Regions from separate parts of the Homo sapiens genome. Here regions 2, 3 and 4 are each linked to region 1. Evidence: chromatin loops called from intact Hi-C (ENCODE). Cell type or tissue: MCF 10A. All regions are shown on one strand. Region 1 has its middle 58 kb from the start of IGSF11-AS1. Region 2 overlaps GPR156 (G protein-coupled receptor 156). Region 3 has its middle 5.0 kb from the start of COX17. Region 4 has its middle 48 kb from the start of TEX55.

The links. Hi-C counts contacts between places; a loop is a spot of excess contacts. Peaks named below come from ENCODE experiments on the same cell type or tissue, not always from the same donor. Only the 100,000 strongest peaks of a DNase experiment are listed, where the experiment ranks them.
Region 2: it touches region 1 in a loop (15-fold over the local background); 2 of 110 quality-filtered maps call a loop at or near these places.
Region 3: it touches region 1 in a loop (15-fold over the local background); 24 of 110 quality-filtered maps call a loop at or near these places.
Region 4: it touches region 1 in a loop (15-fold over the local background); 104 of 110 quality-filtered maps call a loop at or near these places.

Annotation. Positions count from the first base shown.
Region 1 is chr3:118,880,769-118,888,768 of GRCh38, forward strand. No RefSeq gene overlaps it. Among named protein-coding and RNA genes, the nearest start is that of IGSF11-AS1, 58 kb to the right of the region's middle. In MCF 10A, CTCF peaks have their summits at 1,786 (motif pointing right), 4,150 and 4,349; DNase peaks (open chromatin) are centred at 1,783 and 4,093.
Region 2 is chr3:120,178,973-120,186,972 of GRCh38, forward strand. GPR156 (G protein-coupled receptor 156) reads right to left here. Exons shown (of 10, transcript NM_153002.3): 6 at 7,686-7,811; 7 at 6,327-6,422; 8 at 2,153-2,389. LOC105374065 (a long non-coding RNA gene) reads left to right here. Exons shown (of 3, transcript XR_924392.3): 2 at 4,538-4,616; 3 at 6,301-6,427. Among named protein-coding and RNA genes, the nearest start is that of GSK3B-DT, 88 kb to the left of the region's middle. In MCF 10A, CTCF peaks have their summits at 2,937 and 4,135 (motif pointing left); DNase peaks (open chromatin) are centred at 3,849 and 4,109.
Region 3 is chr3:119,678,447-119,686,446 of GRCh38, forward strand. No RefSeq gene overlaps it. Among named protein-coding and RNA genes, the nearest start is that of COX17, 5.0 kb to the left of the region's middle. In MCF 10A, a CTCF peak has its summit at 3,043; no DNase peak of the experiment used is centred here.
Region 4 is chr3:119,094,168-119,102,167 of GRCh38, forward strand. It overlaps a transcript of IGSF11 not described here. Among named protein-coding and RNA genes, the nearest start is that of TEX55, 48 kb to the right of the region's middle. In MCF 10A, a CTCF peak has its summit at 4,631 (motif pointing left); a DNase peak (open chromatin) is centred at 4,644.

The DNA of each region.
Region 1 (8,000 bases):
TCTGTGTGTGCTGGGGGGGGCATGGCTGTGGTCGGGGGCATGGTTGACTCTTTCTCTCTCTCCTACTCCCCTTGGCCAATCCTCACTTGTCTATCGGCCCCCATCACTTGTAAGGTAAACAAACAGCAAGTGATGGGGGCTGATAGACAGGTGAGGATTGAAGCGGACTGGGAGACAAAAGGATAGTGGTGCAGAGGATTACCTCTCACAAGCCTGAGAAAGGTATGAATAATTTTAAAAACAAAACCAAGCCTCTGCCAGTGAAAATGCTAAGAGCCCCACTCTGCCAGAGCTCCTCCCTTTCCATGATAGAGCTCTATGAGTGGGTCACTGTGCTGGAGAGTCACTACAAGTTCATCTTTATGGTAATGGAGAAAATTCCACCTCTGATCCCCCCAGGACTGAAGTTACCCTGTTCTTCCTATCACTATTGCATGGCAGATGATGAGAAGACCTGACAACCTCCGAAGGAGCAGACCTCGTCCCCCCAGCCACCTGCTCCAGCCCCTTGCTACCTCCTTGTCATATCCCTCCATCCCTTGGTGTTTTGCTGCTCTTTCCCGTGCCTGCCACACTGTGGAGGTGGGAGAGGCTTTCTTATCACCAAGGTTCCAATGTTCTAACATGGTCCTGGTATGGAATAAATTGTGCATCCCCTGCCTCAATTCATATGTTGAAGCCCTAACCGAAATGTGACTGTATTTGGAGACAGGCCCTTTAAGGAGGTAATTAAGGTTAAATGAAGTTTTAAGGGTGAGCCCCTAATCGGATGGGACTCGTGTCCCTATAAGAGGAGGAAGAGACCCTGGAGATCACTCTCCTTCCATGTGCATACAGAAGGAAGGCCATGAGACGGCACAGGAGAAGGCAGCCACATGCAAGTCAGAAAGAGAGGCCTCCCCAGAAACCAATCCTGCTGCCACTTTGGTATTGGACTTCCAGCCTCCAGAACTGTGAGAAAATTAATTTCTGTTGTTTAAGCCACCAAGTCCATAGCAGATTGTTATGGCAGCTGGAGCTGACAAATATGGTCTGACACAGGAGGGACATGCTTTGTCACTGGCTTCTAGTGTACCCTTCCATTGGTAACCTCCATCTTCAGTCTCTTACAGTGCCTTCCACAGGAAGTTGAGAGACAGCCCTTTGGCACTAAGCCTCAGGAGCTATGAGAGGGAACATCAAGTTGTATTTGAAACCATCCACCCTGCCCTGCCTGCCTAGCTTTGTCCAGAGTCTGAGCTGTAAGTTCCCTAAGTCCAATTCACGATTTCCCTCAGCTGGCCCATCTATTCTATCACCACCCAAAAAGGACCCCAGCCCTTCTCTTGACCCTCTAGAAATCTTTCTTGGGAAGACAACACTGGCCTCTGCGGAACACTCACTCTGCAGTGACTGCTTTTTTCATTTAAAGGTCTCTTTTCCTGTGTGTCTCTGTGCTTCTCACAGCATCTTTCCTTGTCTCTTTCTTTTGAAAATATCCTTTTGTTATTCTTTCTCTGTCTCACTCTTGAGGTCTGTCCTCATCTCTTACTCCTAATGATTCCCTTTCTATTTCTTTCTTCTCTTTCACCCTTAACATTGAAGTATGTTATTTTTAACTTATTGAATATGGCTTGTTCTCTAATACTAATTTGATAAGTAAATGAGTCCAAAATATATGCCTCCTCTTGCATAACAACAAATAAGCAAACAGAGATAAAATTAACATAGCTTCTCTAATCCTTGACTCCACTTTTCCTGGGTTCCTCTGCTCAGCACTACTAACCAACATTTGTTGGTGCCACAAGGGGGCAGTGTGATCAAGCAGATTATTTAACCCAAGCAGCTATAAGAGAAGTCAGAGGAGGCAGGGAAAGGTAGAGGCAGAAATCAAGAAATTGCCTGCTTCTGTCACTGGGGAAGGGCCATGGCAGGCAAAGAGCATGGAGAATGATTCCACTGGCTTTCTGACTCATCAGTTTTTATATCTGTGAAATGAGATTATACCCAACTAGAGGAACTTAAAGTTCATCCTGGCGCAAAAGTCTTTTGATTGGAAATCAAAAGGCAGGGGAGGGTGGTGAGGTCAAGGATGACTGAATCTTTCAGTACGGTTGAGCACAGGGACCTGGAGGCTTGCTTATGCACATATTGATTGTGTGGTAATGGAATGGATAAAGAGAAAGATCTAGCCGGTATCTGGAAATTTGTGCCTAGAACTCAGAAGAAAAATGAGGAAAAGAAATGTGATTTGGGAGGTCACAAAAGCCACTTACATGGAGAGCCAAATGTTCTGCGATCTCCACCTGATGACTTAGGCAAGACTCTGCTTCCCAGTCCTGTGTCTTCCTAACTTCCCAAGCTGGGACCCAATATGGGCCTGTCCTAACTCTGTCATTTGCAAGTGACAAAAACTCAAGTCAAATTAGAATTAGTGAAAAAGGCGATTGGCTTTTGTCTCTGAAGCACTAGCCAATATAGTGTGAGACACATACATAATTTTAAAAGTGCTTACCAGTAGACACACTTTGGAAAGCTGAAAGGTCAAGGTAAAATTAATTCTAGGAATGTATTTTTTAAATTCAGTATATCCAAAATTATTCTACTTTGAATATGTAATCAGAATGTTAAAATTATTGAGACATTTGAAAATTTGTGTACAAAATCTTCAAAATGTGGTATGCATTTTACATTTCCAGCCATCTCAACTTGGCCTAGCTATATTTTATGTGCTCAATAGCCACATGTGCCAATGACAATCATATTAAACAGTGCAGATCTAAAGCTAGACCCTTGACATAGGGCTGGATCCAGGAACTTAAATAAATAGTATGGTGTGTGCTAAGTTTTGCATTTCTTTGCATGTTGGGCTCATCCTCTCCAAAAAGATACTTTGGGGAAGATGGCCCACATGTAGTTGCAGCTTATGTTGTGCTTACACCTCACAGTCACAGAAGAAAAGACAATGCAATTTCAATAGCTTTGATTGGTCCTGATGATGTCACATGATCCTCCATGAATCAATCACTGAGGCCAGGGGAATGGAACCAACTCTAACCAACATTGTTTTCAATAGCTCAGGCAAACAAAGCTCTGATTGCCCAGGCCTGGCCACATGCTCCTCTCTGGACCTGAGGGTAGAATGAAGAGGCTGTTCAGCCCCACCCGAGCCACACAGAATGAAGGAAGATGGGTCTCCAAAAGAAGGGATGTGGCACACATCACATACATCCATTTAACTGCCACTTGTAGATTTAAACAGCCCAGAAACCCTGGATTCCATGCAATCCCAAGGCAAGGGAGATTAGGAAGGTACTAATAGCTGTCCATCCAGTCACACCTTGATGACCAGTTCTTTTTCTACTTACACCATAATCATAGTATCACAGGAGTGGAATTCCACTGGATTCCCACTTCTGAATCTGCAAGTCCATTTAGCCAGCTTCTCAATGCTTGTGGCCAGATCCCGGATTCCTCTGAGGGTCTAACCTGTTCCTCCATCAGGCCCCTTGGAGCTTAGATTTAATTTTAACCACATGCCCTGTGCTTTTTCCCTTGTAGAGCTCACATTTGCTCTGAAGCTCAGATTTAGTAATCTTAGGCTCAGCTCCTTCATTCAACTATAGTTGCCTTTGAGAGGCAACCTCAGTCCTCATGGTGCTTTCCTGACACTAAACTCTGATAATTTACATAGCAATAAAAAATTACACAGAGATTGTATAGTATAAATAACAACAACATAAGACTATGGAGCCATATTGAAGCTGGGATTCAAATCCCAGCTCTGCCACTTAGTGTCTCTGTGATGTTGTGCCAATTAACCTTCCTATGCTTTTTTTTTTTTTTTTTGTCTTCAACATATGGATAAAAGACAACTTACTTACCAGGCTTGTGGTGTAAGTTAGATCTATAAATATATGCAAAATGCAAACCACTTTATGCACAGAATTTACAGAGCTTTTACATACACAATATTTAATCCACATAACAATCCAGTTGTGTAGGCAAGGTAGGGTTTAGTTAGAGAGCTAGAGAGTGGCACACAGCTGGCAATGTGATGATTCCAATCCAGTGCACCACCCAGTCGGCCCACTGCCTCCTCCACCACCTGGGGGCAGCACAGGGCACAGTGTGAGCACTCAAGTATAATTCATAACTGGCTTTCCGTTTACAGAAGCACATCAATTAAAGAAGAATGAGTATTCCATGGCACAGTGAAACTGATTTTCATGTGGGGCTTGTAGGATCTGTCATTACTAATTCATCACGCTTCAAATATTCAACCCAAATGTTGAATTTTTAAGGGTTGCAGTTTCATAGAATTTGCAGTAAGTGTCACCCTACAGCTACTGAACAATCAATGCCCCAGATCTAAAAGTAACAAGAAAGTGAAAAAGTGTAATGCACATCCTATAACATCACCTACATTTTAACCTAGATAAAACAACACAAAGCAAAAAGAAAAAAACAAAAAACATTGCACCATTTCATGTTACATTGCAGATGACTGTTTTTGCGGCATATTTCTTCCCACTGCATCCCCTTGACTCCCTATTTGTCAGGAAGTGTCTTTGGGACATGGTTATGTGCTAATTGCTGGAGACTGGCAGACTGTTAAAGTAGAATTTTCAAAAGCGTTACTTGTTCTGTTGTTTTGATATCCCCCAAGTCCTATGACTATCCCTCAGAGTTGGATCTTCTTGATGCAAAGCTGCCCCTAACAGCACACTGTCCTCTCCCTACCTTCTTTGCTCCTTCCCGGATCAACAGTCATGATGAACTTGGTTGCCCTTATAGCTGGACAAGCGTGTTTTAGGACTATTTAAAAACATGGGGGATAACAGTAACCTTGTATTTGTTTTACTCCTTGTACTTTTCAAAGAAATTTTTTTAAATATCTGTAATCTCACTTGAAATTTATAACTACCTTGTATAATGAGTAGGGCAGATATTGTACTCATTTCAGAAAAGTGGAACTAGTCTAGAGAGGTTAAGTCAATTGACTAAGATTGCACAGCTGGTCAGCTGAAGGAAGTACTGTATTTCCCAAATCCAATCCCAGAACACATTCTGCTATTGTTAAAGAGGAACCAGGGTCTAATATGCATATTAGCATAACTTAGGTGTGTTCCATACTAAGTAGATTTTGACTGAAAGAGAATAATCAGCTTCAACAGTCTCAATAGCCGCAAAATCATAATCTCCCATTTATCTACAGTGTAGGATGGTAAAGAATAGAACTTTCTGGTTAGAGTGCCACACATATATCTATGATTTGATACTGCTAGAGTGGCTATCCTAATCTTGATCTATGTTAGGATTTCTAGAATGTAAGTTTATTTGAGGGGACAGAATTTGGTTTGCTTCCACATCTTCAGCACCTGGAACAGTCCCAGGCACATAGTAAGTGCTTAATTTGTAGTTTTAAATATTTAAAAATCTTAAATATTTGTTGAAAAAATAAAATCCGGAGAAAAGCAAAGCAGAAAGGAAAAATAGTGAAAATGTGTGCACTGTGGCTTTGCACAATTCAGCTTTCCAGGTTTGCCTCAGTCACTTAATATATAGAGGTATATATCTTCCATTTTATATCTGATTCTGTTCAATAGACAGAACTACAGAACAAATGAGACATTTAGCAGTTGGCATCCCTGCATTTTCCCTGAGCCCTTGTTATTTCCCCAGTATTCATAAATGCCATATTCAAATATTAAAGTCATTCACAGTCATCCAAATCAGAATCTTCAATCCACAAATGGATTTCCTGCCCCGACTCTCACCCCTCAGTCAAGTTAATAGTTTCCAAGTTTTGTCCATCAGAAATGGCTGAGTTTTGAGCAGAATATACTGTGATTTTTTACGTGTGTTTTTCAATGGCCCTATACTTGGATTGTGTCCCATCCCATCATCAAATTGCTCCAGAAATATCACCAAACCCAGGCCATCAGAGGATTTCAACCACTGCGTTGGGGCTAGAGGCTAGAGAGCACTCTAGAGTCTCATGGAGTATACTGGGCAGTTTGTCATCTGATTTCTCCATTGGAAAGCAAGACTGGGTTCCCAGGCACATGCATTTCTTGCCTGAATTATTGAAATAATCACCCAGCTAGCTTATGAAACTTAGTTTCTCCTCCACTTTCTCATTCTGTAATATAGGGCTGACGTCATCACTTCACTTTCTGCTTTCAAACCTTATGGTGCTTCAGTTCCCAAGAATAAAGGACAAAAACTTAGCAGTGCATGTAAAACCCCTGATCTCCGGCCCTAAACTATTTGACTATATTACTGCTCTCTTTCACCAACTATCCATGAACAACACTACCTGCTATAATCAAAGTTAATAAACACTTTCAACAACCCCATCTCAGTTCCTTGATTATTCTGATTTCTCTGCCCTGGAATGTGCATTGCTCCCTCCTGTAATGCCTGAGAATGTTCACTAGTCAGAGCCCAATACTAAAAAATTCACCTGAGCACATATGATGTTGCTGGTAGTATAACTTGCTATAATCTTTCTAGAAAATAATTTGGCAATAGATATCAGGAGACTAAAAGCTCATATTCTCTGGCCCAAATATTTTCCCTATCTATCCTTTCTAAGGAAACAAACTTAAGAAATTATCCCCTGGGAAATCCATTACAGTGTTATTTATAATAGTAAAAAATACAATGACCCAAATTTCCTCCTGTTGAAGAATGTTTAAAACAGCAACTTTCAAACTTTTTTGACCATGATCCTCAATAAGAAATAAAAGGTGTATTATAATCCAATTACACTATTCATTTATATCCACACAGTAAACATACATTTATGTGTGTGTGTCTGTGTGGAGAGATCTGAAGTAAAATCTTCATGAGACAATACATATTGTTAACTACATATAATGCATACAATTTCATTTTTTAAAATGTTGATTACAACCCACTAAACCTACCAATTAATATGTTGTGAGCCACTGTTTGGAAAACAGTAGATTTAAAATATGATCGTAGTATAATGGAATAATACTTAGTTACATAAATATTTCTTAAAATAATAATCGCCCAAGAATATAATAGTTATAGAAAGCAAGGTACTGGTTAGGCAAGTGGCTCACGCCTGTAATCTCAGCACTTTGGGAGGCAGAGGTGGGTGCATCACGAGGTCAGGAGTTCAAGACCAGCCTGGCCAGCATGGTGAAACCCAGTCTCTACTAAAAATACAAAAAATTAGCTAAGCATAGTGGCAGGTGCCTGTAATCCCAGCTACTGGGGAGGCCGAGGCAAGAGAATCGCTTGAACCCCGGAGGCAGAGGCTGCAGTGAGCCAAGATCGCACCACTGCACTCCAGCCCGGGTGACAGAGTGAGACTCCATCTCAAAAACAAAAACAAAAACAACCAGCGAGGTACCAACTGTCTACACAGCGTGATTTTAATATTTTTTGAAGTATATATGCATTGGGATAGTTCTCTGGGGCCATTGCTAAGACAGAGGGTACTCCACTGTGGTCAACAATTTGCCTAATATTTCTATGTCGCAGTTTCTTGCAGGGAGCATAACAGAAGAGCATAGCATTCAGACAGTCCTGGAGTCCTGTGTGCTCTTGGATTAACTGTAAAATGTATTCATTTTACTTGGCTGGGCACAGTGGCTCATGCCTGTAAACCCAGCACTTTGGGAGGCCGGGGCAGGCAGATCACTTAAGTCCAGGAATTTGAGACCATCCTGGGCAACATGGCAAAACCCCACCTCTACAAAAAATACAAAAATTAGCCGGGCACAGTGGCACACGCCTGTAGTCCCAGCTACTTGGGGAGCTGAAGTGGGAGGATCGCTTGAGCCTCGGAGATCAAGGCTGCAGTAAGCCAAGAACGCACCACTGCACTCCAGCCTGGGTGACAAAGTGAGACCCTGTCTCATTTAAAGAAAAATAAAAGTATTCATTTTATTCAATAAACACCATTGGCCATAAATATTATGTGCTCAGAACTAAAAAATGTGAAGGTGTTCCAAATCTATCACATGAAGGCAGACATTTAA
Region 2 (8,000 bases), 1.3 Mb after region 1:
CCTCTTCTTGTGAACTGCAGATTCCCTTCATAGATCATTTCCTCCAGAATTTATAATCTTACATGGAAAGAGCTGTATCTTCCTAGTATTATAACTATATTCTCTTAGTCTTTTCCTTATGTTCACAAGAGAGCTGCCATAGCTCTAGGAATCACATACATTCAAGGCAGGAAGAAGGTAAAAAGGGTGATGTTAGCCATGCTTATAACCTTTTTCAGGAAAGCAAAAGCTTTCTCAGAAGCTTCTCAGAAAACCTCTAGTGTTCAAAATGGTGTCATATAGGCACTCCTATCTCTATGGGAAGCTGGCAAAAGAAGAGTCTAGCTGTTGCTGTCTCTATAGTGCAGGCAAGCAAGGAAGAAAGGGGTTAGCAGCTCTGTTGCCCAGGCTGGAGGGCAGTGGCGCAATCTCGGCTCACTGCAACCTCTGCCTCCCGGGTTCAAGTGATTTTCCTGCCTCAGCCTCCCGAGTAGCTGGGATTATAGGCGTGCACCACCATGCCCAGCTAATTTTCATATTTTTAGTAGAGACAGAGTTTCACCATGTTGGCCAGGCTGGTCTCGAACTCCTAACCTCAAGTGATACGCCTACCTCAGCCTCACCAAGTGCTGGGATTACAGGTGTGAGCCACTGTGCCTGGCCAGAGTTTACCCTTAAAGGGTACTTATTTCTACAAAAACTCCTCCTTTTCCTCTGCCAGTAATCAGTCAACCAGGCCTCTCCGCCCTGACAGTCAACAGGTAGGCTGCTGTCAGGCAGGGCTTGCTTGTTTATGGAATCAGGACTGCCTTGTACCCTTCAGCACCAGTTCTCTGCATTGTTGATCGCTACCAATCCAACAATATTGGCTGCAGGGCCTAAGGGGTGGGCTTCCCAAAAGGCACCTGCCTACCCTTACCCCTGCCCACCCACCCCGCCCCCGCCCCCGGTCTCCCAGGGAGAAACAGTCCTTGCTTCTCAGAGCCCATTTCTGCCTCATCCCAGACAAACAAGCCTCAGCTCTAAATGGCTTCCTTCATTCCAGTTTTTACGGCATTAAGATTTGGCAAAAATTCCTCCAGTTTCTGGCACAGAGGCAATAGCCATCCATCGTTTCTAGTGCTGCTGCTGCAGATTTTTCCATATTTATGTATTCTGTTGAGTACTGTAATGAGGATTTGTGATAGAGAAGAATCGTAACAGGGCTATGCCCATGTCATACCATCATGACCCAAAGTGCACTCTTCCCTTTCACAAATACACTGTAACGTGCCATCAGCCAACACTTACATTATCAGTTAGCTCCATCATGAGGAATTAGTTTACAGTCAACTGGAAGTTGCAATGGGAATCAGGACAGGGTCTTGAAGGAGGAGTGGGATGAGGGAGGTCTCAGAGGGAAGAAAAGGAGAACTAGGAGGGAAACAAGAAAGTACCTAGTGCCAAGTTCATTAACCTAGATATATGTGGCTTGATGGTCCCCAGGGTGTAGCATGAACAATCCCACATCCCCTTGCTTTCTGAGCCTAGGATTCCTTCTCTGTTCCCTCTGACTACCTTTCTTCTTTGCTATCTGGCTATTTCTGCTTCTGTCTTCCTCCCTCATTTGATTTTTTAAAATCCCCATAATATGAAACATATTTTTATTTAGTTTCTACCTCTCCTTATTGTAAAAAGCAGAGAAATGTTCTGTATTTTCCTCCAATAAAAAGAAAGAGAAAGCACTTTAAATCATAAAGTTCCATCTAAATGGATTTTTTCCTGTGAGTCTGCAATCCCCAATTGGAAAAATATAAAGGTTCCTTGCTCCCAGGCTAGTGAAAGAAATAGTAATAACATGATGGAAATGAGGGGAGGATGGGGAACGAGTGCAGCAGACCAGAGGGTGGATGGAAAAGCAGGACTGCGAGGCAGCCCCCCCAAGGGACAGGCACCACAGGTGTGGAAGAGTGCAAACAGGGGCTGCCACCACTGCTTGGACCACTCTGCCTTGTCCCCCTTGCTGACCAGGACAGTGAGAAAGGACAAAGGCAACCAGCTCACTAGGATCCCCTGTCTGCTTTCTGACTCTCCAATAAGTGGCATGGAAAGGTATCAGTAGAAAACAAAATGAGCAATTTGTCAGTGAAAAACTCTAGAGTGACTAAGAGGACCAGCCCTGCAAAATCCATACCTGGGGAATGAAGATGAAGCAGTTGATTGTAGTTGTACAAACAAAGATCCCTCCAGATGTGAGTCCAAAGACCAGGTTGGGCCAGGAATGCAAGTATCTGGTGACTACAAAAAGCAGCCCAGCAGCCAGTACAAGGAGGTTGACCCCCACCATGATGGTTAAGGACTGATTCACAGGAGGGGAGCTGACATGGCCAGTCAGGCCAGCCAGGTAGGCACCATACAGCAGGAGCAGACCCTGGGGGGTGAAGAGGTGACGGAGGCTCAGAGAAGTGGAACAAGAGGTCAATGAGCAGTAGGTTTGCAACCAATTTCCTCATCTGTAAAATTAGGATAATAATACCTACCTTAAGGACTGCTATGAGGATTTACTAAGATATCACATAAGAAAACCCTCAGGGCAGCCCCTTATACCTACTAGATACTTAATAAATGTTATTTTCCTCTCCTTTGCTGAGAATTAGTTTATCAGAAGTCAGCAAGTCAGCCATTAAATAAGACTCTTCTGAGACAAGGCATAGGACAGGATCATGTGGGTGGGTTAGTATCCCTACAGAAAGAGCTGTTGGGCACTTGGAGGACAGTGGGCCCACAGAACCTCTGATAGTGAGTGCTACCACAGCCATTGTCTGGTGTTGCCCTGCTCAAAGCTGAGGGTGCACAGGGAAGCTGAAAGTGACCTCTGATCTGCTTGTCAAGTCATGTGCCACAGCCAGGGTAGTGCCCATAGGAAGGGGCTCTTTTCTCTAATTTGCCCAAAGGCACCATCTGCTTGCCAAGCCTTGCACCTGCAAGACTGCATCTGACTAGAAGGGATGGGCCTTCAAAAAATTTACACAAAGGATCTCTACAGGCTAGCAGCGGCTCCATGCCAGTGAGTGTTTATGGGAGATGAAGGGTAAAAAAAGGGGAGAACAAAGGCAGGCTGGGACCCAGGCAAGACTGTGGGGCAGGCACAGACAGCGAAAGCTCCATCTATAGTTCTCACCCTTTTTGTGACATTTCTTGCTCCCCTACAAGGAACCCAGGGCCCTATTCTGTTCTCTTTCCTATGAATATAAACCTGCTCTCAGAGTTGTCATTTGTACTAAGGAGAAAATAACTCATAGCACCTTAAAGTGCTGCCCCCTCCACAGGAGCTGCATTCATACAGAAATCAAAGCTTTAGTCAATAATACATAACACATAGATTCAATTAGGTTCACCTTTCTGACTATGTGTGCAGTGCCATAGTACGTGTAGGGCAGAAAATAGTGACACAAAGAAGTCATGGTCCTGGCTTTTAACACTTGGTCTGGTAGGTAGATTTAAGGTAAGCACAAAAATCTTCTTTTTTTTTTTTTTTGAGATGGAGTTTCGCTCTTGTTGCCCAGGCTGAAGTGCAATGGCATGATCTCTGCTCACTGCAACCTCCGTCTCCCGGGTTCAAGCGATTCTCCTGTCTCAGCCCCCGAGTAGCTGGGATTACAGGCTTGTGCCACCATGCTGAGCTAATTTTGTATTTTTAGTAGAGATGGGGTTTCACCATGTTGGTCAGGCTGGTCTCAAACTCCTGACCTCAGGTGATCCAACCGCCTTAGCCTCCCAAAGTGCTGGGATTACCGGCATGAGCCACTGCGCCCAGCCTAAAAATGTTCATGTTGATGACTCAGAACGTGAAGATGCCATGGGAGACGAGGTGGGGGTGGGACTGTGGGATTCAGAGGGAGAACTAATAATGAAAATAAAGTCAGGTATCAGCAGGACACCTGCTGGTGACCCTCAAATCATATGACGTGGTCAACTCCACCTTCATGGGTGACACTAAAGAACATATTTTGGAGAACTGGCTGTGCCAGAAGGGAAGGAGTCAGCATGGAAGAGATACCTTCCAGGTTCCCCTAATGCCCAGTGTCCCAAATGGGGCCTGAAGGCCAAATGTGGCCACCCTGAGATCTTCAATGACTAGAGGACACATAAGTCAGGAGACCAGGGAAGCCCAACTTTTGGGTAACTGACGCCATCAGGTGGTATTCAGCAGAGTTGGATCATTGCTAATTTAATAAAAGGCAAATGAAATTAATTCTGTGATTTTGAAATGTTCAGATATGATTCCACTAAAAGTTTTTAATTCCATTAAAATTCTTGTTAAAGGGGAAATGGGTGTGAATCAAGTGTCTATACATTCCTGGCTGGTGTCTGAGTGAGTCATATTTGATCCTTGCATATCACTGGCCTTAACTGCTGAGAAGTGTGGGGTAGGGGGCAGTTGACAGAGAGCAGGGGTCCTAGGACTCAATGTGGAGATTGGGGTCCTCCTGAGGAGCTTCTCACTGACCAGGGAGTCTATGGGGTCTGGCTCAGTAAGTTTCCTGATGCTCCATCCTTTTCCTTCTTTTTCCTACAGAAAGATATTACAGTAAAATAGAATGGAAATGAGAGTATATAAAAGGCAATGGAGAAAATAAATCAAATTGAGTCACAAAGTAAGTAGCTATGGGGGAAGTGCTGGCTTTCTGGGCTAGGGAGGACACACTCTTCTACAGGGACTCAAGGAACCAACAGAGGCAATGTATTTTCCAGAAGTGTCTAGGGGGCAGTGGAAGAATAGTAATAATAATATCTAACATTTATTGAGCTCTTGCTATGGACCAGGAGCGGCTGAAAACTCTTAACATGCATTAACTCTTTAGAGACAGAACAGTTCTGAGGGGATATTATCATCATCCGCATTTTAAAATTTGGAAACTGAGGCTCAGAGAGGTTAAATGAGGCTCAGGGTTGGCTAGCCAGGGGCGGAGTCAGATTCAAACCCTGATCTGTCACAACTAAAGCTCCTTTTTTAACCATTAGCAAGATTCTGGAGATCAAGAGCTGTTCACTTCCTAGAGTCTTCTTTTAAAAAATATTTCTGTCAAAGTAATATTTGCACATAGTTAAAAAGGAATGTTTCCCTGCCCTAGTCTGGCCTACCCCTAAACCTGTTCCTCACAAGCAACAACTTCTAATACTTTCTTAGTGGTGAAGTGGGTAAAGTTTACCCCCCCTTTTTTTTTTTATTGAGATAGAGTCTCGCTCTGTTGCCCAGGATGGAGTGCAGTGGCGCAATCTTGGCTCACTGTAACCTCTGCCTCCCAGGTTCAAGTGATTCTCCTGCCTCAAGCCTCCCAAGTAGCTGGGATTATAGGTGCATACCACCACACCCAGCTAATTTCTATATTTTTAGTAGAGGCAGAGTTTCACCATGTTTGGCCAGGCTGGTCTCGAACTCCTGACCTTAAGTGATCCACCCACCTCAGCCTCCCAAAGTGCTGGGATTACAGGTGTGAGCCACTGTGCCCGGCCAGAGTTTACCCTTAAAGGGTACTTATTTCTACAAAAACTCCTCCTTTTCCTCTGCCAGTAATCAGTCAACCAGAACTCTCTGCCCTGATAGTCAACAGGTAGTCTGCTGTCAGGCAGGACTTGCTTGTTTATGGAATCAGGACTGCCCTGTACCCCTCAGCACCAGTTCTCTGTCTCCCTAAGCTGAAAACCAGCTGTCCTGTTCTGAGGACCATCCTCAGTGCTCCATGCAGGTATCCTCTACCTTCTGGAAATAATATTCTACTTTTGCCCATCTAACAGAGACAAATGAGTCTAATGGTGAGAGATTTGGGGCAGTATGGGAGACACTGTGAGACAGGTGGAACCCCTCAAAGGGCCCTGTGAATGCTGCCATCTGTCTCAGAGCCAGTCTTGCTTCCAACCAGAGGGAGAAAGTCAGGTGGGTGAAAGGCACCAGGACACCTTCGCCCAAATCTTGAAGAAAACACAAGAGACATAATAAGGGCACTTAGGAGAACAAATAAAGCTGGGTCAAATTTCTCCTCATAATTCCTCTTGCAGGGAAGATGAAGGGAAAACTGGTATTGTCAAATCAATTAAGAAACCAGACCAATAAATAGGAGAAACAGTGGGTGAATTCCAGATGATTTGGGGGAGGACTGAATGAGGGAGTCTAAAGAGTTGGAGGGTCTCCCCCAAACAAATACAAATAGAAAAGTAAAAACAGTCATGGCTTTGAAGTTTATGCATCAACAGAGGTCTCCTCTGAGTTCAAGATTCTTTGCAGACATCACCTCGTTAATTCCTGTAATTCCCTCTTCATATCCATTTTCTTGGTGACAGAGACCATATCAGATGTGGTTACCAACCTTGCATCCCCAAATGAGAGCAATCCAAACATCGGAATACCGGGAAGCACAGAAGTGGGTGCTGGTCGAAGTGCAGGACACGTCTTTCCCTGTCACCTAGAAGGGACACAGAGTCAGAACTGGAGGTGCCCACAATTACCAGGAACACAAAGCAGATCTTTGTGAACATGCTGGAGCATGAATTCTTCTAGAGTACATGATACCCCCTCAGTATGTAAAAACTGCAGCATTTAGGTGACTCCACTAGAACCTAAATGAGAGTGACTACGTGTTAGGAGAAGAGATGATAAAGTTGGGCTAACAGCTGTGTGCTTGGTGACACTAGGGCTTACCCCTCATTTATGTGCTTTGCTACCCCAATCAAATTAGTGCCTCAACAAAACTATAAACTATTTCATTATGCACCTGCTTTTTGCAAATCATTGAATCCTTAAACATTAATCTTGCAGTGTCACGATTCCATGATTCCACTGTATTCCTCAGCCCCTCGTGAGGCTGGAGATATATAATAATTTTTTTTTTTTTTTGGCAGGGTCTCACTCTGTCACCCAGGCTGGAGTGCAGTGGTGCAATCTCAGCTCACTGCAACCTCTGCTTCCTGGGTTCAAGAGATTCTCCTGCCTCAGCTTCCCAAGTAGCTGGGATTACAGGCATGTGCCACCACGCCTGGCTAATTTTTGTATTTTTGGTAGAGACATGGTTTCATCATGTTGGCCAGGCTGGTCTCAAACTCCTCACCTCAAGTGAGCTACCTGCCTCAGCCTCCCAAAATGCTGGGATTACAGGCGTGAGCCACCGTGCCCGGCCATACTTCTTGTTAATTGAATAGTATGTACTGGACATGGTTAAGTCTTTTACCTACATTGTTTCATTTAATCTTTGCCACAACCCTATGAGATAGGTAGTATTATTATCTCAATTTTACCAATTAGGAAACAGACTTAGAGAGGTTACATAACTTTCCCAAGGTCACACAACTGGTGAGCTTGGTAGAGCTGGGATTTGAACCAGGGTTGACTGACTCCAAAGGCCACCTTAAACTACTACCTCCACCTCTACAATTAGGGGAAGGTAACTGCCGATAGCTGAAAGTTTTAATTATTGATAATGTGGAAGTGGCAGAACTGCCAGGCAGATTCCAGCATGCTGATATCTCATTGTATGCCCACAAAGAGACACTCGGGCAGGAGGAGCAGTGGGAGTGGCAGCAGACTAGGGCAAGAATTACATGGAAGCCACAACTCCTGACTCTCCCTCCTCTTGGAGTCCTTTATCTTCTTGTTGCAAGGATGACTCCTGTGTATCCACAGAGGTCAGTCCAGTTTGGGGATGAGATTCTCTAGGGATTTGGCCCCTCACCGTCATACTGACACTGAGAATCTGGAGGCACTGGATGGGATCAGTCAGCACCCACGTCATGAGCAGGATCACATCAGCCATCAACAGGGCTGCCACCAACCCCAGCAACTGCAGGTCTTTGATAATCTGCAAAAGAGTCAAGGTCAAAACTTCTCCTTGTTGACTGGCTAAATGACAGAGGGGCTAGAGTATCCCATGTGCTCTCAGCTATATGCTCCAAGGTCAGCCCTCCCAAGGAGCTTCAAATGTAGCTATCAAAAATGAAACAGACACCAAACATTTACAATGACTTCTATGCTGATATCATTATTAGCA
Region 3 (8,000 bases), 800 kb after region 1:
AAAGTGCTAGGTTATAGGCATGAGCCACCGCGCCTGGCCAATAAAATCATTTTTTAAAGCAGGACTTGGAGGCACTGTTCAATAGCTGCAGGGTGATAGGTATTTTTAGGTACTTAAACTTTCAGCATCACCTAATCAAAGTTTGTTTCTATATTATAGATATTTAACTCAGGGAATTTACAGGCGTGTCTGTGAACTGGTGCTGTATAAGAGTAATTTCTATATGTGTATTTTTCAGGTTACTAAGACCATCCCCATTTTGTCATCTGAAAACTTTCAATAAGGATGATTTTTATTTCCTTCTGGATTGATATTTTTAATAATACAACATATTACCCTCATGTTCTAAATTCACCCTCATCCATTATTATCAATTCTTTCAACTAGGTGCTAACTCACATTGTTTAGAATCTTGCTAATCAAACAGTGCTTCCTGGATGAGCAATATCAACATCACTTGTAACCTTAATATACAATAAAATGTGGTTCAACAAATTATTGGGGAAAAGAAAATAGGCTAACCATCTGGAGAAAATTAAACACTACATTAAAAGGAAGAGCTCTAGATGCATTAAAGACCTAGATTGGAAAGATTGAAATATGAAATTAATAGCAAATTGTGGAGGAGAATATTTTAATACTGAGGGATGGGGGAATAACTTATGTTACATTTCAAAAGTACAAATTGCATGTCAAAAAAATTGAAGAAATTCATTACAGCAAAATAAAGGCTTGGGGTTTTACATACAATACTATAGACAAAGTTAACAAATAAATGATAGAATTGGGAGAAAATATTTGAAATCTACATATTTTTAAAAATTTTAAAAGTTAAAAAACTAATGTGTTCACTTAGAATATGTATTCAGTTGAAACAATGTCACCTTCAGTCGCAATATCTTCCATATATGTAGGGCTGTCGAGGTTGTGAACCATCATTTAATCTTCATGGCAGTCAAAATTATTATCTACATTTATAGTTGGGGAAAAATTGAAGTTCAGAGGTGTACATTTGTTCAAGGCTGCGTAACTTGAAAGTGGCAATCCTGAGTCTCATCATCTTCTCCCTGTACTCTGTCTACTATCCTACTTAATTTATCTAAATGCAAGGCAAGGCCTGGTGTAGTGGCTCACACCTGTAATCCCACACTTTGGGAGGCTAAGGCAGGCAGATCATCTGAGGTCAGAAGTTTGAGACCAGCCCAACCAACATGGTGAAAACCCATTTCTACTAAAAATACAAAAATTAGCCAGGAGTGGTAACCTGTAATTCCAGCTACTTGGGGGGATGAGGCATGAGAATCACCTGAACCCAGTGGGTGGCAATTTCAGTGAGCCGAGATTGTGCCACTGCACTCCAACTTGGGTGATGTAGTGAGACTGTCTCAAAAAAAATTAATTAATTAATGCAAAGCAAAATTTTTTTATTTTAAAACTAATCATTGATCTGTATTCACTTGTGCTATTGCATTTTTATGTATAGGAAATGAACAAGGAAGAAAAGGAAGATAAATATCTAACAGAGTTTAGAGAGCTAAGAGAATTGAGATAAACAGTAGGGACAGATAACAGACCCAAAGACTCAAACAGCTTTTCTGCAATTGAGAAGATTTTTTGGCCCACTGTCCCTCCTTGCTTCAGGGAAGAAAGATTACTGGTTGTGATAACACTGCCTGTGACTTCCTCAGGTTAGCTAATATAGGCAGGCCTCAGGCAAAGAAGTTGAGTAGCAGCCCTTTCTGCACCACACTTCTTTAACCTGCTGTGTTCCAGACATTTACAACCTTTGGTTTCCTTACTGAGTGCTGTAACCCTTAACACTCTTTCAACAACTGCTTCTTCAGGATGAAATATTCTCCTGACTTTGAAAAAAACAACCAGTGGCCTTTCCAAAGTGAAATATTTAGTCATTTATATCTAGCTACTAAACTATCCTCTTGCTTCAGAATGGTACAGCTAACCCACATATGTGGGTTACTTTTCCTTCTACCTTTTAATTTATATGAAGTAAGGTGGAGCGTGCTGGCTCACGCCTGTAATCCCAAGCACTTTGGGAGGCTGAGGTGGGCAGATCACTTGAGGTCAGGAGTTTGAGACCAGCCTGACCAACATGGTGAAACCCCGTTTCTACTAAAAATACAAAAATTAGCCAGTCGTGGTGGCAGGCGCCGGTAATCCCAACTACTCAGGAGGCTGAGGCAGGAGAATCCCTTGAACCAGGGAGGCGGAGGTTGCAGTGAGCCGAGATCACGTCACTGCACTCCAGCCTAGGCAACAGAGTGAGACTTTGTCTCAAAATAATAATAATAATAATTTATATAAAGTAAGCTGTAAGGTCAACTTTTGATTTTTATGTTATCACTATGCTTTTCTTCTTTCTCTATCATTTTTTCTTCTCCTACCCAGTCTAAATGCTTTTATACTCGTGGGATGGCCTGTTTCGGTATTAAAGGAAAGGTAGGAGTATATAACATAAGAAATTTATCCTTTCCCATTCTACCCCAACAAAAATCTTAATAGCCCACTTCCCCCAAGAAAAATAATTTTAGAGAGCTGTAATTAGAGTTTAAATTGACAGTAGGTGGCTGATGAATACCAAATAATAAAAGATAAAATTCACCCATCTGTCTTACAAAGGCAACTCTGAAATTAGTTTGATTCATACCTTTTATATCAAGCTCTTGCTCATCAATTTTGATTTTAACCAGAATTGGAGCTCTTTTAAACCTTTGGAATGCTTTGCTATTACTATAATTGCTAAATTAGCAGGCATTAAGACTTGAAGTGGTGACTGTAGTGGATTTTTTCATAGCACAGTGAATATGTTTATTGTATGTTATTGAATGGGGACATTAGCTACCAGTGGCACCAAACAGCAATTTTGTGGATGCATGACAGCCCTGGTAATGCCAGAAGCAACAACTGAGAAAGTACTTTCTAAAATCCTTCTATGATAAAGGTATTTTTAGCCATTTTTCAGGCCTAACTAATCCCAGGTGTGCCAGCTTTACCAAGTAAGGGTGAGTAGTTGTTGGTGGAGAAGGAGTGACACCATATGTTGAGAGATAAGAATTACAAGACTTAAATTCTCATTGGCCTAATGTACTATGTCTACTTTGTATAAACTAACTTACAAAAGTAAGTAAGGTAATTTTTGTCCTTATATCTGCCCCTGCAAAGGAAAAAATGCTTTCCAATTTCCACAGGTAAATATGTACTGTACATCGTTCTTTATAGCTGCAATTTTATTCAAATTGCCTGCCACAGTTTTATGAATGTTGGTTGTATTAGTCTGTTCTCATGCTGCTATAAAGAAATACCCAAGACTGGGTAATATAAAGGAAAGAGGTTTAATTGACTCACAGTTCTGCATTGCTAGGGAGGCTCCAGGAGACTTACAATCATGGTGGAAGGCAAATGAGAAGCAGGGACCTTCTTTACAAGATGGTAGGACGGAGTGAGTGCCAACAGGGGAAATGCCACTTATAAAACCATCAGATCATGTGAGACTCACTCACTATCACAAGAACAGCATGGGAGAAACTGCCCCCATGATCCAGTTACCTCCACCTGGTTCCACCCTTGACACATAGGGATTACAATTCAAGATGAGATTTTCAGTGGGGACACAGCCAAACCATATTATTGGTAGAAGCCTCCAAGCAGCTAGGTCACAGATGAAGGACAATTTATTACTTATAGCAATAGCAGCAGCAGAATATCAGCATTTTTATGCCAGTTCCCTGAGTTCCAAGTCCCACAGGGTGATGTGAAGAAAGCCAGATGATATCCACATATGCACTGGGTTGAATTACAGGAAAGGAACAGTGAGCTTAGGAAACTCAAATCTTTAGTTGTGGGCAGTAAAAATGTCTGACTTTTGCTCCCAAAGTAGACACTACCTTTGTCTTCCAAGGTTGTTTCCTACACAAAGGAACAAAGGCAAACAGTGCCACCCCTTGAAAGACATGCAGAAGGCCGGGCACGGTGGCTCACACCTGTAATCCCAGCACTTTGGGAGGCCAAGGTGAGCAGATCACGAGGTCAAGAGATCGAGACTATCCTGGCCAACATGGTGAAACCCCATCTCTACTAAAAATACCAAAATTAGCTGGGCATGGTGGCACATGCCTGTAGTCCCAGCTACTTGGGAGGCTGAGGCAGGAGAATCACTTGAACCTGGGACGCGGAGATTGCAGTGAGCCGAGATCACACCACTGCACTCCAGCCTGGCGACAGAGCGAGACTCCATCTCAAGAAAAAAAAAAAGACACGCAGAAACATGTGCACCCATGGAGAATTATCTCCCAACATTACTATGTACTTCGTTTTAATTAAATTTTATGAACTAACATCCCTTTCCAATATCAAAGTTATTTTAATACAAGTAACCTAAATGACATGACCTGATTTCACGAAGGTTGTGTATTAGTGATTTATTGCTATTACTATGGACTGAATGTTTGTGTCCTGCCATAATTTATATACTGAAACCGTAATCCCCAGTGTGATGATATTTGAAGATGGAGCCTTTGGGAGACAAGTAGGTTTAGATGATGTCATGAAGATGGAGCCCCCATGATGGTATTAGTACCCTTATAACAAGAGGAAGAGACCAGAGTCCTTTTGTTGTACCCATGTGTGGATACAACAAGAAGGCAGCACTCTGCAAGTCAGAAGTAAAGCCAGGATCCTTGCCAGGTACTGAATTGACCGGCACCTTGATCTAGGACTTCCCAGCTTCCAGAACTGTGAAAAATAAATATCTGTTGCTTAAGCCACCCAGTCTATGGTATTTTGTTATTGCAACCCAAGGAGACTAATACAGCTGTATAACAATATTACCACATACCTGGTGGTAATACATATTTATTATCTCACAGTTTCTGTAGTCAAGGGCATTACTTAAGTGACTTCTTTGATTAGGGTCTTACAAGACTTGAATCAAGCTTTCAGCTGAGACTGTGGTCTCATCTGTGGTTCTACTGGGGAAGAATATGCTTCCAATCTTATGTTGTTGACAGAATTCAGTTTCTTGCTATTGTAGGACTAAAGGCTTTGGTTTCTTGCTGGCTATCAGTTGGAGGCTACCCTCAGCTCCTAGAGGCCTCCTGTAGTTCCTTGCCAAATAGGGTTCCCAACATGGTCACTTACTTCCTCAAAGCCAGCAAGGGATAGAGAGCCACCCAGAAATATGGGCATTACAGTCTTATGTAAGAGAACCATGTAATTACATCTATCATATCATATTTGGCATATTCTATTGGCTAAAATACTTGAAAAGAGGGGATCACATGAGAACATGAACACCAGGAGGTCAGGATCCAGGGGCCACCTTAAGAATCTGTCTACCACAGGTCGATTATCTAAAGTGAAAAATTGATTATACAAATGGAGTCATTCCTGTTATACCCAACTAAAATTTAGAGTTAGAGGACCATAGGGGTGAAAAAACACTCAGGTCTCAAAAGCCTGCTCCAGAAACTGTCCCACAAGCCCAATCCAATGAAACAGCTGCTACAATTTTAAGACTAGTTTGACAACAAATGGCTGCCATGACTTCAAAGCTTGTTTTACCTAGTAACTTTTGCCACCCAGCAATCAGAGCTTGCCAGCTCCTGCAAAATGCCACAAGCACCAATAACCTTTCTCTTTTCCCAATGAAACCTCAACCATTTCCTTTTTTTTTTTTGAATATATTGGAGACCACTTCAGTTTGTATGTTTGTCCCAGATTGCAATCCTATTTCTTTGTTTATTTCAAAATAAACTCTTTTTGCTTGGAGATTAGTCTCTATCTGTTATTGACATTACATGGTGTCAGAAGTGAGATGCAAAGCAGATTCACTTGGAAAGATAATGGCCCCTGGAACTATGGTGTGCAGTACTCACTGTCAGACCCCTTGAGCCCCCTACTTCCGCTGGTGATCTTTTTTCACCCCAGTGAGTCTTTCTTGGGTTAAACACCCCTTTTTTTTTTTTTTTTTTTTTTGGATTTGAGTTCTTCAGCTTTATTTGGGATTTCTTTATGAAGGGCCTTTCCTCTCCTATTTATTAGGCCTCTATTTGTAAGGGATTTGAAGAAGGCTTTGTCATTCTTCCCGGTGAGTATGTACTTTACTCTTTGGTTCATTTTGTGTGCTTGATTTTTATTTTGGCTTTTGTGTGTTTGGCTTTGCACTGACTCACTTGGATATGTTTATTTACAAATGAACTCCCCAAATTCAAAGATATACCAAAATAGCCCCCCAACATTGGGGACTCTAGCTTGTTATATGCTTAATTATTATGGTCCATCTTCCTATTCTTTTTTTATCGCAATGGACCAATTACACTAAAGAAAATTTGGAATTACAATGGCCATCTCTTGAACTCCCTAACTTGTTTTCTTAGAACTAAATTAGAAGGCCATGGCTACAAAATTAAATTGCCTGAAAGGAGCATAAACTTTAAGTGGTATCTTGAAGCATCTAAATGTATTCAAGCCTCAAAAATCACCTAACTCCAAAATACCATCACTAAGTTAACTAAGACAGATAAACAACGAAAGGAAGATTTTAAAAGGCCTTAGAAACTCAGAGTTTTTCTGCTCCCCTGGTACCACCACCTCTCTCTCCTCTCTACCCTTCCCTTTCTGAAAACCCCACTCAATCCTGATACTTCCTCCCCTACTACCCTCCCAGCTTCTGATCCCCATCCTCAACCTATAAAAACTTGTCCCTGTAGGGTTAGACCCACTAACAATCCTGAGGTTCCTTAGATTGTCTATGCCCTTGGAATAAGGCTGAAATCCATGTTAAAGCCAAGGAATTTCCTAAAGTTACCCAGGACCCTCTTTGCTTTGCTGATGAATTTAACATTACAATTGAAGCTTACTAGCCCAGCTTCTCTGATCTTAATCAACTTGTCCACATGCTTGTGGGAGAAAGCCAGGCTAATCACTGGATGAAAAAGGTCAGTTGTGGCTGGGTATGGTGGCTCACGCCTGTAATCCCCACAATTTGGGAGGCTGAGGTGGGCAGATTACCTGAGGTCAGGAGATCGAGACCAGCCTGGCCAACAGGGCGAAACTCCGTCTCTACTAAAAATACAAAAATTAGCCAGGCCTGGTGGCACACATCTATAATCTCAGCTACTCAGGAAGCTGAGGGAGAGTCATTTGAACCCAGGAGGCGGAGGTTGCAGTGAGCCGAGGTCACTCCATTGCACTCCAGCCTGGGTGATAAAGTGAGACCCTGCCTTAAAAAAAAAAAAAAAAAAAGGAAAGAAAGAAGAAAAAGGTCAATTGCACACACCCTGTATTAGTCTGTTTTCATGCTGCTGATAAAGACATACCCAAGAAGGGGCAATTTACAAAAGAAAGAGGTTTAATTGGCCTTTGGCCTTACAGTTCCACATGGCTGGGGAAGCCTCACAATCATGGTGGAAGGCAAGGAGGAGCAAGACCCATCTTACATGGATGGCAGCAGGCAAAGAGAATGAGGAAGATGCAAAAGTGGAAACCCCTGATAAAACCATCAGATCTTGTGAGACTTATTCTCTACCACAAGAACAGTATGGGGGAAACCATCCCCGTGATTCAATTGTCTCCCACTGGGTCCCTCCACAACATGTGGGAATTATGGAAGTATAATTCAAGATGAGATTTGGGTGGGGACACAGAGCCAAATTATATCATTTTGCCCCTGGCCCTTGTCAAATCTCATATCCTCACATTTCAAAACCAATCATGCCTTCCCAGGAGTCCCCCAAAGTCTTAACTCATTTCATCTTTAACTCAAAAGGCCATGGTCCAAAGTCTCATCTGAGACAATGCAAGTCCCTTCTGCCTATGAGCCTGTAAAATCAAAAGCAAGTTAGTTATTTCCTAGAAACAATGGGAATACAGACATTGGGTAAATACACCTATTCCAAATAGGAGAAATTGGCCAAAACAAAAGGACTACAGGGCCCATGCAAGTTTGAAATCCAGTGGGGCAGTCAAATCTTAAAGCTCCAGAA
Region 4 (8,000 bases), 210 kb after region 1:
TTTTCCATTTTTTCAAGTCCCCACATAAAATGGAAAGAAGGACTACATAGCGAAGTAAAAAAAAAAAAAAAAAAAAAAAAAAAAGTTGTTGTTCAATTAGTAAATAAATATTACTCATTTTTTGGTTGTTGTACCAAAAAATGAGTAATATTCATTTACTAATTGAACAACAAGGTACTCCTATAAACCACAACATACACATGGGTAGTGGTGAACCACTAACAGCCAGAAAACCTGTATGGTATTAGCATTTCTTTGGTAGGAAAGATAACAAGCAATTAGGCACCTTCTGACAGATGTAACAACAGAATCCTTTTATCAGTTCATGTCTTCCAGGAAGGAAATCCTGAAAAAAGAGCTAGGAGTGCTACAGAAGGGTGGAACAAAGAGAGAAACTGCTGTGAGTGCAACCAAAATTGAAAAGAATAGGAAAAAAGGAACAAGAATATCTACACCAAAGTAGGGTAGGTGAACAAAGCCAGAAAATCCCAGAGAGCAACTCTATTTTTTTTTTTTTTTTTTAGACTGAGTTTCACTCTTGTCGCCCAGGCTGGAGTACAATGGCACAATCTCGGTTCACTGCAACCTCCGCCTCCCAGGTTCAAGCCATTCTCCTGCCTCAGCCTGCCGAGTAGCTGGGATTACAGGCTCCTGCCACCACACCCAGCTAATTTTTGTATTTTTAGTAGAGATGAGCTTTCACCACATTGGCCAGGCTGGTCTCGAACACCTGACCTCAGATGATCCAGCCGCCTCGGCCTCCCAAAGTGCTGGGATTACAGACGTGAGCCACCGAGCCTGGACAAGTCTCTATATTTTTAACACCACATAAAGGAAGGAGTTCTGTAATATTATGAAAAACTTTCCTGAAACCCACCCTATTCCAAAAGTTCAGGAAAAGTAATTTCACATTGAAAAATGAGCTAAAGAAAAGTATCAAAGTAAAAACTCAAACAAAGTTGGTATTTGAAAAATGACAATAAGAAGCTGAATCTAATACATACACACTTGGGATGGTTCATGCTCGTATCTGAGAATGTATAATCTTTGTTTTTGTTAATACCCTCTCCACACTAATAACCATAGACTATAAAAAATCTTGCACAAAGAGAATATACACAATATTTCCAAGAATTGAACAATGAACCAAGCAGACATACAAGGGTCAGAATTAACAAGAGAGCTAAAATATTCACAGGGTGGCCTTGCCTGACTCTGTTACTTGACATGGTACAGGTGACCTTATTGTCAGCCTAAAAATCCACATTCACTCTTCAAGTCTTAGCTAAAATATCAGTTTACTTTCCCAAGGCAGAGTACAGTCAGGGATTATGAAGGGTCTAGGATTTTACTCTACTTACAAGCTAACAAATTAACCTATTACTGTTCATGGATCCTGGCAGAAGACATGAGATTCCTAGATAGGGACCAAGGACTTCATTACTTACAGCAAAAGTAGTAGCCAAAGCTTCATGTTCATGCCAGTTCCTCACATCCTCCAAGTCTCACAGAAAAAAACAACATTGAGTTAGAGACCATGGCCTACACATGCAGTAGGTTGCTTTACAGGAGAGAAACACTAAACTTGGAGATTCAGCACTTTCACAGTTAGCAAGCCTATTCTTTGGGGGAAGAAGTTACCTAAACCCTCAAGGTTGCATACTGCAAACCCAACCCTGAGAATGGCTTAGGTAGAGATAAATCAGAAGCTTTCATTCTTGGTATACCCAGAAGGAGTATATGGGGATACTCAGGGCCCATGGAAGATTGCATCTTATAAACTTCTTTATTTTTTACTTAGCTTATATCATGTTCTAACTATCCACTTGCATGTCCTTCTTTTCAAGTATACTTAGAATTCCTTAAGGATGAAAACTGTTTTATTTATTTATTTATTTATTTATATTTAACTCCAGCAACTACCTAGCACAGTGTTTAGTACTTAGTAGAAACTCTAAGAAAACAATGGATGTATTGAGTAAACTCTATCATGGTTACAGTGACTTGGCTTTCAAGCACTCTTCTTGATGGGAGGGTACCTACTGGTGGGCATACTCACCCTCAAGTCTTTATTAACTGGTCTACCCCTTATGGCCCAGGCTTTTGGACATACATGTGGAAGTGGGAAACATGGCTCTGACTTCAAGTAGAATATATATATACACACACACATATACATACATATATATAATGCACACACATATATACATGTGTATATATACACACATATACAGCCATATACATATATATGGTTATAAATTCTTAAAATGAAATGCAATCTATATTAATAATAATACAGTCCAGAAATGCCGAGGAATCTTCAAATGGAGAAAAGCAACTGAACTACACTACTTCATCCTGTCTGAGACTCTTTCCACTCCTCTGAATCTTCTTGCAGATTACTAATGCCTTCATCATATTTGCCTCTAGGTTGTGAAGTTGTGCTACTTTGTATTTAACTCTCTACCCGATGCTGTGAAAGTGCACCTTTTCTTTATGTCCAGTGGCACAGTGGGAAAAGACTAGAAATTCAAACATGACTTTACTAAATGCCAAGGCGTATCAAAGGGGAAACAAACAATAACACAGACCTTTATTGGCTTATACAAATAGTAACTTTCTCTCTCTTGCAGGCCCAATTTCATCTTTTAGAGCCTTAGGCAAAAAGGGTGGCCAAGAGTTTCTAGCTTTTAAGACACTGAGCTCTACTTCTTGTAATGCATACCATCCCTTCTTCTGGACTAGAAGTTCCCATGTTTGTAAGAAAAAATTTTGTTATAACGGCTCTTTCTCATACTTTTGGTACCAAGTTTTTCTCATGCTGCCATCTTGATTATTCTTCCACATCTCTCTTCTACTTTTAAGATTTATTACACTGGATCCACCTAGATAATCCAGGATAATCTCCTATTTTAAAGTCAGATGGTTAGTGAACTTAATTTCATCTACAACCTTAATTTCCTTTGGCCATGTAACGACATTTACAAGCTCCACGACTAGAATGCAGACATCTTTGGGAGCCCCTATTTTGTCTGCCATAATACGTTTCTCAAAAAAAAGGAAATCACTGTCAGAAGTTAGGAAATATTAGGGAGGAATGCATCATCTCCACTACTTCTGATGTTTCCTTCCCTGGAGGAGCTCGGTAACTATAATTATGGCATCTCTCTGCTCACAGGAGATGAAATGGTTTATCTTATTGGTAAACTTAGGAAGAGTAAATTTGGCATGCTTGGCTCAGAACCTCCCATTTTTCCTCTGGGGAGCAAACTGCTTATGGAGAGCACACATTTCACTACTCCTCCAGGGAATCTACCCCAGCAAGCACAGGTTGGGGGTGAGGTTCACCCCAAACCTGGCCTTCCTGAGGTGGCGAGGTAGAGAGAGAGAGCCTGCTAACTTGGGGACTTGGTGTCATTTGGCTAACAAATCCTCCAGTTTGGCCTCTATCAGAGGGTGATATTTTGACCCCATCACCCAACTCTTTTGTTTTATTCCTCAAACTGTTCAAGAATCCAGGTGGAAAAGGAGAGTACCTTTATTGAGACTCCATTACAAACCTCAAGAGAAAGCACTTACTTCGATGATGCTGTTTATTTTTCCAAGATGTCTCATTTCTCCATATGAGATTGGTTTTTTTTGAGACAAGGTCTTGCTCTGTCACCCAGGCTGGAGTGCAGTGGTGCAAACACAGCTTACTGCAGCTTCAATCTCCCAGGTTCAAGCGATCCTCCCACCTCAGCCTCCCAAGTAGCTAGGACTACAGGCACATGCCACCACATTCAGCTAATTTTTTTTTTTTTTTTTTTTTTTTTTTTTAGAGACAGGGTCTTGCCATGTTGCCCAGGCCTCCAACTCCTGAGCTCAGGCAATCCTCACACCTCAGCCTCCCAAAGTGCTGGGATTAAAGGTGTGAGCCACCGCACCGAGCCAATTTGGTTTTCTTTTGGAGAACAAAGCTTATGTGGGAAACAGTATAGTACAGTGATGAAGTATGCAGGTGTATTAAAACTGCCTTAGTTAAAATGCTGACTCCATCATTTATATGTCATGTGATGTGTGGCAGATTACTTAACCTTTTTTGTGCCTCTGTTTCCTGCCTGTAAAATGGGAATACTAATTCTTTCTTCTTAGAGTGTGAATAATAAGTGATATAGTGGAAGCAAAACACTTAGAGCAGTGCCTAACATATTGTAAGCATTCAACGCATGCTATGTGTTACTATGTCTTATAACATATTTGCATACTCCATTGTATTTAGCATAGAAATACTAAAACAATTTTTTTCATGAAACAGGGTTCTCTGAAGCAGGGACTATATCTTATTCAGTTTTGTACCCTCAAGAACAGCATAGTGCCTAGCACAATAGAGATTAACACATTTGCTGTATGAATAAATGAAATAAGAAATGAAGCCAAAAACCAAGGTAAGAAAATTGTTCTGCCATATAGCACAATTTGCTTTACTAAACTTAAAAGCCTTTACTACGGATTAGTTTCCACTTGGCCAGAAAGTCAATAAAATATGTTTTTTAAATTAATGGAAAAGGCATTTTGTGCAATTTAGCATTGGAAACTATATTTCAAAAGTAATCCCAAAGCATTTTTAGCTGTTGCCTGAGTCAATTATGAATCTTTGCTGCTCTCTAGTGGGAGAAAACGTAAAGCACACAAAGGTGATGTCCTCAATTGGCTGGCATATATTTTTTAAAAATCAAAATAACTTTTCTACTCTGTCTCACATGTTTTCAGAAAAAAAGTTTCAAAACTTGCATTATTATCTCAGGTAACAAATTCTTTGCATTCCTAACCTACTCCCTTTGGGAAATCAGTCATATTAAGTATAATGTTTCACTTTTTAAAATATGCCCCAATTATAACAAATTGCAAAATAAATAAGATATGAAAATTGGGGAAAAAAAGGTCACAGGTGCAGAATGACATTTAGAAGTATAACAAATTTCAAGGGTACTTTTGTTCCACTATTACTTCAATGTTTGCGGATAATCCCTCTGGTGTCTAACCTCAGTTTTTAATCCAATTTCAGATTACTGAAGTTCTGCAGAGGAGTCACAAAGAGTTCTCAATTCAATCCAGAAAATTTTCTGAGCACTGAGAATGGGCAAAAACTGGGAAAGGGAAGGTTAGTGTAGTATATCAAAATGAAAAATACATTATCTCTGCATGAGGGAAGGTACATGGACACAATACCACTAAGTAGAATGGAAAGCAAACTGTGAGAACATAATTCTATTGGTGGTACAAATTCAGAGACATGGGAGTACAGGGAAAGAAAGTTTGCTCTAGGAATGCTTCCCAAAGTAAATGGTAGATGAATGAGCTCTTTAAGGATACTTAAATCATCAACAAAAAAATAAGAGAAAAGTTACTTCACATAGATGGAAAAAGGTAAACTACTACACATGAGTAGAAAATTACAGCTTGAATTTTGGAAAAGATGACTAGTCAGGTATAGCTGCAGTGGCAAGTGTATTCAGAAATCAAATCAGACACAAGGGCTGGTTAGAAATCATGGAGGGCCTTGAATGCCATCAAGAAATCTGGACTTTGATCTATCTGTTTTGAAAAGTTATTGAACATTTTACAAGAGGTTGCAGTAAGATCCATGGTTTTAGAAAAACATTTTGCTGTATATTAGTCCCTTCTTATCCACTGGGGATACATTCCAAGAGCAGCAGTAGATGCCTGAAACTCTGGGTAGTATTGAACCCAATGTACACTGTACTTTCTCAATCTGATAACTGAGACAATTACTAAGAAACTAATGGGCAGGCAGAGTGTACAGTGAGGATACGCTGGGCAAAGGAATGATTCACATCCTGGGTAAGACAGAACGGGATGACATGAGATTTCATTATGCTACTCAGAGCTTCATGCAACTTAAAATATAAATTGTTTATTTCTGGAATTTTCCATTTAATATTTTTAGACTGCAATTGTGGGTAACTGAAACTGCAGAAAGCAAAAGCATGGATAAGGAGAAACTACTGCAGTTTCAAAGACAAACTGAAAAAGAGAAAGCCTAAAGTCAAGGAGGTCAGTTTGAAGGCCACTGATATCATCCAGAGATGAAAATGTAAACCACAGCTGTAACAATGGCAATAGAGAAAAAGACACAGATATAAGATGTTTCAGAAAAAGAACAAAAATCACTCAACAGTGGGTTGATGTGGAGTGTTGGATAAGAGAAGATCCTTAGAATAAGAGAATAAAGAAGTCCCTGAGGCTTTGAGTCTAGGCAGGTAGAAATATTTTGAAGCCAGTGTGGCAGAGATCACAGAGATGATGACAATTTGTCATTAATTCCCATACGTTGCCTACTTGCCACATGTGGTTAAAGGACAAAATTGATCTACTATTCACTGCTTAGAAATGTTTTAGTTTATTATCATTTAAATAAGGAGTAGGGAGATCAAAAATATGTAACTTCATACTTCAACTTATTTAAATTTACAAGAAAAATCCAAAAGTCACATAATCTGTGTCTTAGGCTTTTCATTGGTAAAATAAAAGGGCTGGACCATGAGACGTTTCTAAGGTTCATTTTAGATCTAAAGTGTATGATCTTGGGTCTTGTGATTAGTCAAGGATAAGTGATATAAGTTACATCCAGGGGGCATCTGATAACCAGGTAGTCTAGAGTTTATGAAAGATATGGAAACTGTTCACAAATATGTAAATCGAAAGTCATGGAATGGGATGACATAACAGAATTCTACAGAGGGAGATGAGGGATGAATCCTGAGGACAGATCCATGGGGAATCAGTATATCCCATCTTGTGGAATGCCACCTCCATCTATCCAGTTACCCAAACTAGAAGAAACATAGATGTTGTCTTCAACTCCTTTCTCTTCCTCACTACTCATCATTCTAACACCAAATCTGACTGATAATACTTCCAATCCATCCACTTCTCTCCGTGCCACTGCCATTTGTCTAACACGGGCTATCATCATTTCTAATACAAATGATTTAAATAGCCTCTTTTTACAAATTTACTTTTAAAACTAAAAAATGTTATTTTAAAAAGTAAAGCAGGCCGGGTGCGGTGGCTCACACCTGTAATCCCAGCACTTTGGGAGGCCAAGGTGGGCAGATTACCTGAGGTCGGGAGTTCAAGGCCAGCCTGACCAACATGGAGAAACCCTGTCTCTACTAAAAATACAAAATTAGCCAAGCGTGGTGGCGCATGTCTGTAGTCCCAGATACTAGGGAGGCTGAGGCAGGAGAATCACTTGAATCTGGGAGGTAGAAGTTGCAATGAGCCGAGATCATCCCATCCCGCACTCCAGCCTGGGCAACAGGAGCAAAACACCATCTCAAAAAACAAAAAAAGTAAAGCATATACAGACATGGCACAAAAAATGTTAAATTACCAAAAGGTATACAATAAAATGTATCCTTCCTTCCCCTGAGCTATACTGAATGGATATACCATAATTTATTTCACTGGTTCCAATTAATGGGAACTTCCTTGATTCACAGTTCTTGGCTTTTACAAATCATGTTGCCATAAACATCTTTTCATATACCTAATTTCTCACATTTGCAAATATATCTGTGGGCTAACCCTAAATGTATAACACATTTAATTCTCTGTTTCACTGGACGGTATCTATTGACTCCACAGTATCAACAATGATTAAATAAATTAGTCTATTTCCATTTCATTTTCACTTTCTTCTTACTCCAGCATCTAATGTTAGTGAATTATAAGATTTATCTTAGTACTTGTCTTTAAAGTTTTAAATACATGTACTTTCAATTACTTCATCTATATTTTAAATAATTTTAGCTTCTAATTATAAAAAGTGCTTACACTACCTCCCATTTTTTCTTCCCCTTCCATCTTTTGTTTGTTCTATTATTTCCACTTTGTCAGAGTTTATAAAACAGATTCCTTTCTAACTGTAACCTCCATGTTTATTTTCACCTTAATTCCACATTTAATCATACTGGTACATCACTGCCACTCCT